2 separate regions of the Homo sapiens genome follow, and region 1 is linked to region 2. Evidence: read pairs that join two places in POLR2A ChIA-PET (ENCODE). Cell type or tissue: GM12878. All regions are shown on one strand. Links, peaks and the distances in the headings refer to the core of each region. The heading gives the core; the rest is flanking DNA.

Region 1 (2,933 bases), core at 264-2,763, 230 kb before region 2:
AACAACAACAACAAAAACCCAATTCCACTTATAATAACATGAGAAAGAAGACAATATTTAAGAATAAATTTTAGAAAACAAGCATAAGACCTCTAATCTATAGATTAAATGTCATCTCTATCAATATCTTAGCAAGCATTTTTATAGGAATTGAGAAGTCAATTTTAAAATGGAAATACAGGCCGGGTGCAGTGGCTCATGCCTGTGATCCCAGCACTTTGGAAGGCCGAGCGGGGTGGATTGCTTGAGCTCAGGAGTTGAAGACCAGCCTGGGTAACATGGCAAAACCCTATCTCTACCAAAAATACAAAAATTAGGCATGGTGGCTCACACCTGTGGTCCCAGCTCCTCAGGGGTCTGAGGTGGGAGGATGGCTGGAGCCCAGGAAGTCAAGGCTGCAGTGAGCTGTGATCACACCACTGAACTCCAGCCTGGATAACAGAATGAGACCCCATCTCAAAAATAAATAAAAAAAAAATAAAATGGAAATACATATCAAAAACAATCTTGTAAAAAAAAGGTAAGAGTTATTACAATACTAATTTCAAAACTTATAAAGCTATAATAATAGGATGTAATATTGGCATAATGATAGACACTTAGATCAATGAAATAGAAGGTACAGAAATTAATATATTTACAATCAGTTGGTTTTCAGCAAAGATGACAAGGCAGAGCAATAGTGAAAGGGATTTTTTTTAAAGAAATACTACTGGAATAATTGCATATTCATATGCAAAATACTGAACTTAAATTCTTACCAAACACCATACAGAAAAAAATTTATATATATCACAGACCTACCTGTAAGAGCTAAAATTATATCTGAAAACAGTAGAAAATCTCTGCAACCTTGCTTTTGGAAAGGTTTCTTTAGATACAATACCAAAATTGTGATCCATTAAAGAAGAAATTGATAAATTGCATTTTATAAAAATGAAAAGTTTTGCCCTCCAAAAGATACTGGTAAGAAAGTGAAAAGACAAATAACAGCCTGTGAAAAAATTCCTAGGTCAAATATCTGATAAAGTACTTGTATCTAGAATATATAAAGCATGCTAAATGTGAAAAATAAGATAAGCAATTCAATTAAAAATAAAATGTTTTAATAGAGATTTCACCAAAAAGGTATACAAATGATTAATAAGCACATGAAAAGATGTTCAACATATTAGGGAAATGCAAATTACAACCACAATACGATACCAGTACACTACCAGTAAAATGGTTATAAACCAAAAATTGACAATACACAGTGATGACAAAGATGTGAAAAAACTGCAACTCTCATAAATTGCTAAATGTGTAATGGTATACACACTTTTTGGAGTCATTTAGCAACTTATTGAAAACATAAACATAGCCAGACACAATGTTGCATGCATGTAGACCCAGCTTCTCAGATGGCTGAGGCAGGAGGATCCCTGGAGTTCAGGAGTTCTGGGCTATAGTGCACTATGCTGATCAGGTGTCTGTACTGTTATGCATCAATATGGTGACTTCCTGGGAAGAAGGGACCACCACGTTGCCTCAGGAGAGGTGAAGCAGCTCAGGTTGGAAACAGGGCAGGTCAAAACTCCTGTGCTGATCAGTAGTGGGATTGCACATATCGATACCACTGCACGCCCGTCTATGCAATGTAGAGAGGCCTATTCTCTTTAAAAAAGAATAAGTCATATATATAAATATAAACTTATACCATATGACCCAGCAATCTTACTTCAATAGAAATAAATATGTATGTCCACACAGACTTTTACATGAACAGTAGCAATATTGTTAATAATAGCAAAACATTGGAAATAATCTAAATATCACCTGATGATTGACAAAACAAAACATGGCATACTCGAATACTATTCATCTCTAAAAATAATGAACTACTGATACATGGTACAATATGGATAAACCTCCAAAATATTATGCCAAGAGAGAAAAAGCCAGACAAGAGGCCTCATTTGTATGATACCATTTATATGAAACTCCCAAAAAGGGAAAAAATATGGAGATAGAAGACAGATCAGTGATTACCTTAGACTGGGATGGGAGGATTTAATACAAGTGGTTATGACTGAATGTTTTCTGGTGATGTTAATGTCCTAAAAGTGGATAGTGGTAATGGTTCCACAACAATACATTTATTAAAAATAATACAGTTCTAATGGGTATATTTTATGAATTGTAAATTAGACCCCAATAAAGCTATTATAAATAAAAAACTTTAAAAATAATGGCATAAACACATCTTAAAACTCCCTTATATGAACACTTAATAAATTTGAAAACATTTTCTAACATGATTAAAAATATTCCTAATGGCATTTCAGTGGCTCAGAACCCAGCTGTTAAACATTAAAAAAAAACTTTGTGAGGAAAACTAGTTGACCTCAGAGAAGCCAGAAATTTACTAGAGAAAAAGACTAAATTACAATCTTTGCATAATTGGTGGATGGAATTGATTCTTTTTTTTTTTGAGACAAGTTCTTGCCCTGTCAGATAGCTAGAGTGCTGTGGTGTGACCATAGTTCACTGCAGCCTCAAACTCCTGGGGTCAAGCAATCCTGCCTCAGCCTCCTGAGTAGCTGGGACTACAGGCATGGGCCACCATGCCTGGCTAATTTTTACATTGTAGTTTTTTTGTAGAGATGGGGTCTCACTATGTTGCCCAGACTGGTCTTAAACCCCTAGCCTCAAATGATCCTCCCATTTTGGCCTCCCAAAGTGTTGGGATTACAGATGTAAGCCATAGCCCCCGGCCCTGGAATTGAAATTTGAGTATCATAGTTGATTACATAAAGCCTATTTTGTACTTCTTCCATATTTTTTCCAGTGTCTATTTTAATGACTATATTCATTAAAGCCAAGTATGGGGGTGAACTGTCCTTAGAGTTTGAATTCTTCTATGACCAACCATTAAACCAAGATTTTCAAGT
Region 2 (2,933 bases), core at 102-2,601:
TCAATGTGCCAGCATGGTCAGGTTCTGGTGAGGGGTCTCTTCCTGGCTTGCAGAATGGGGCCTTCTTGCTGTGACTTCACATGGTGAAGAGAGTTAGCAAGTACTTGAGTGTCTTTTCTTACAAGGGCGTGACTCCCACCGTGAGGGCTACATATCCAAATACCATCACATTGCGGGTTAGGCCCTCAACATATGAATTTTGAGCAGACACATTCAGTCTATAGCAACCATTTGTGTAAAAAAAGCATTTATGTATGTACAAATCGACTATTCACTACTAACTTCTATTTATAGGTTGCTGCTGGCATATAAGTCCTTTGTGCTAGTTAGAAAAAGGTGCAGCACACCAACGTGGCACATGTATACATATGTAACAAACCTGCACATTGTGCATATGTACCCTAGAACTTTAAAGTATAATTTAAAAAAAAAAAGAAAAAAAAGAAAAAGGTGCCTCCTTCTGTTGGCATGTGCATATTGCTCCTACTACAAGTGGACAAATTACGAAAAGACTCCCTTCTGAACCATGGCATACAGCTTGACAAGCAGAGGCAAAGCTGGATGTCATACTTCTTTTGTATCTCTGGGTCATGGGTCATTTTTGTAGAGCACAAACTTCAAAATGATACATGGTATCTCTGCAAATAAACCTACCTAATTCTTTTAAAATAGTATATATTATTCATATTTCTTCTAAAATTTAGTTCTGTAGCCATCTGGAACTTATTTTAATGAGTGATATGAGCTAAATTGTTCTAAATTGATAGCCAACTATCTCAACACCAATTATTTAATGATTCATCTTTACCCACTGATTTAAAATGCCACCTTTGTTATATGTTACATTTCTAATTATACTTTTATATCCATATGGACTCTTGATTAGATTAAAAACTGATCTATGTTTATAGTTCTACATTGATAGTGTCCTGTTCTAATTATTCTGTTTTGCTATCTAGTAGAACAAGTGTTCACTCATTGTTCTTTTCAAAAATATCTTAGCTATTCTTATGTCAAATTTCACTTAGAAATGTTGTTGATTTTTTTTGTATTGAAATTTTATTAAGGAGAGCTGACACGTATACCAAATTTAATCTCCAGCCTGGGGACATGCTTCCAAATAGCTCTACAGCTCTAGACTTTTGCTAGATCCTTTAGAAAAGTTCATCTTTTTTTTTTTCTGGGGAGGACAGAAATTATTTTTGAAATAGGTAGAAATTGGTGACCAAGAAGCCAATTATAAGTTTCCTTCAGTAAGCTCTGTGAGAAAAAGTATCTGAACTAAGGAAGTGACAGCGGGAAGCAGAAGTGCTACAAAAGCTGACAGATGTGTGTGCAGTATTTACATGAGTTAGAGTTGATGACTCATGTCATCAGGGTTGGAGGCTAAAGGAAGACAAAGAATGAAACATGACCCTGAATATTATTGTGCTTTTTCTGGCCTCTTGGGTTGAAAGCTTTAGTTATTTTATTTTCAATGTATTTTATTTCCTAATCAATTCACTCGACTATAGTTTTTATTTTCCTGTTTATTTTTGGCCATATTCTACAAAGTTTGAAATATTGTGTTTTTATTACCTAATTTCTAGTAGTTTTCATTTCATTTTTTATGTTGCAACAATAAATTGGTGGATATTGGGGTGCTTGCCACAGGTAAGTTTCAGTTTCATTGATTGTCTTGTGATGGGCTTCAAATTGGTGAGCAAACTGGATAGCGAAATGTATAAAAGTTAAAATGCTAATCAAAATATGAGTATTAAGTGAAAGATACCTTTAGTTTTCTTGGGTAACAAATGACAGTCTTCAAAATAGACATAAGAATGTATCTTTGTCTTTTTTTTTTTTTTTTTTTTTTTACCACAATGTTTATTCTTTGTGTTCTTTAGTTTCTGTAACTCTATGCTCCAAGTTCCTTTCTAGCCATCCCAAAACGTTGCCACTTAGCCCTCATGGTAATTTTTACCCAAAGTCTTCTCCCCCTCCCCCTACCCCACCACTGCTGAAAGCTAAACTGTCTCTCTTTCGCATGCAGTAGTTGTTCTTTCTTTTCAGCAGGGCACTGACTGCACTTCCTAACTAACCTTGTTGGGACCAATACTGGTGCCCTGGTCACTGCAGTGTAGAGTTCTCTACAGCTGCAGTGATACTTTGATGTATATGTTTATTTTGTTTTCAGGTGTTTTTAAACACTTACCCTGTTCCCAGAAACTTTCTTTACTGAGCATTCTTTATGTTGGGTAGTGAAAGATTCTACACACAGGGAGGAGTAGAAAGCTAGGATATGTAACGGTCATATCTCATTTGTTGTATATCTTTAGCATCACTGCTTTCTATTATCAGTGACTGTTGCAGAGCATGCAAGCAGAAATTAGACCATTCTTCCAAGCACAGGGGCCTTTCTCCCCTTTACATTATGACATTTTGAAAATGCTTATTACAATGTTCAATCTTTGACTTTTCTGAAGTTCAGCTCTGTTGTAGTTAACAATCTTATTCCTCTGTATTTGCCAATTATTGCTTTAATAAGGATAATTATATTGTGGCCTTTCATCTACTTATCTCCATTGCTGTTTCTTATAATTTAATAAATAGCTTGCTTTTCTCATTTTACCTCCTTTGTGCTAATTTTAATGTTTTAAAAATGTTTTAACAATATACTCCAGAAGATAATTTTAAAGATCTCTAAAAGCAGATTTACTTAGCTAAGGAGTTCCTCTAGATATCATTTCATGACCAAAAAAACTGAAGTTGGGTACAACCAACAAATGGATGCTACAGGTTCTAAGAACTTTATCAGTCAATGCTCATGTAACACTAGAGCAGCTGTTATTCCATTCTTTGCTACATTAGAATCACTTGGGGAGCCTTTGAAAGTCCTGATGCCCAGGCCAGACTCCAGACCAACTAAATTCATATCTCTGGGGAAAATTCTG

Evidence for each region. ChIA-PET counts read pairs that join two places held together with the same protein. Peaks named below come from ENCODE experiments on the same cell type or tissue, not always from the same donor. Only the 100,000 strongest peaks of a DNase experiment are listed, where the experiment ranks them.
Region 1: POLR2A ChIA-PET joins it to region 2 with 14 read pairs; 3 of 35 experiments call an interaction of 5 or more read pairs at or near these places.

Annotation. Positions count from the first base shown.
Region 1 is chr2:158,445,891-158,448,823 of GRCh38, reverse strand. All of the region lies in intron 1 of CCDC148 (coiled-coil domain containing 148), which reads left to right. It also overlaps the pseudogene RN7SL393P. Among named protein-coding and RNA genes, the nearest start is that of CCDC148, 9.4 kb to the left of the region's middle. In GM12878, for the core only: no CTCF peak of the experiment used is centred there; no DNase peak of the experiment used is centred there.
Region 2 is chr2:158,213,045-158,215,977 of GRCh38, reverse strand. All of the region lies in intron 11 of CCDC148 (coiled-coil domain containing 148), which reads left to right. All of the region lies in intron 4 of CCDC148-AS1 (CCDC148 antisense RNA 1), which reads right to left. Among named protein-coding and RNA genes, the nearest start is that of CCDC148-AS1, 48 kb to the right of the region's middle. In GM12878, for the core only: no CTCF peak of the experiment used is centred there; a DNase peak (open chromatin) is centred at 1,324.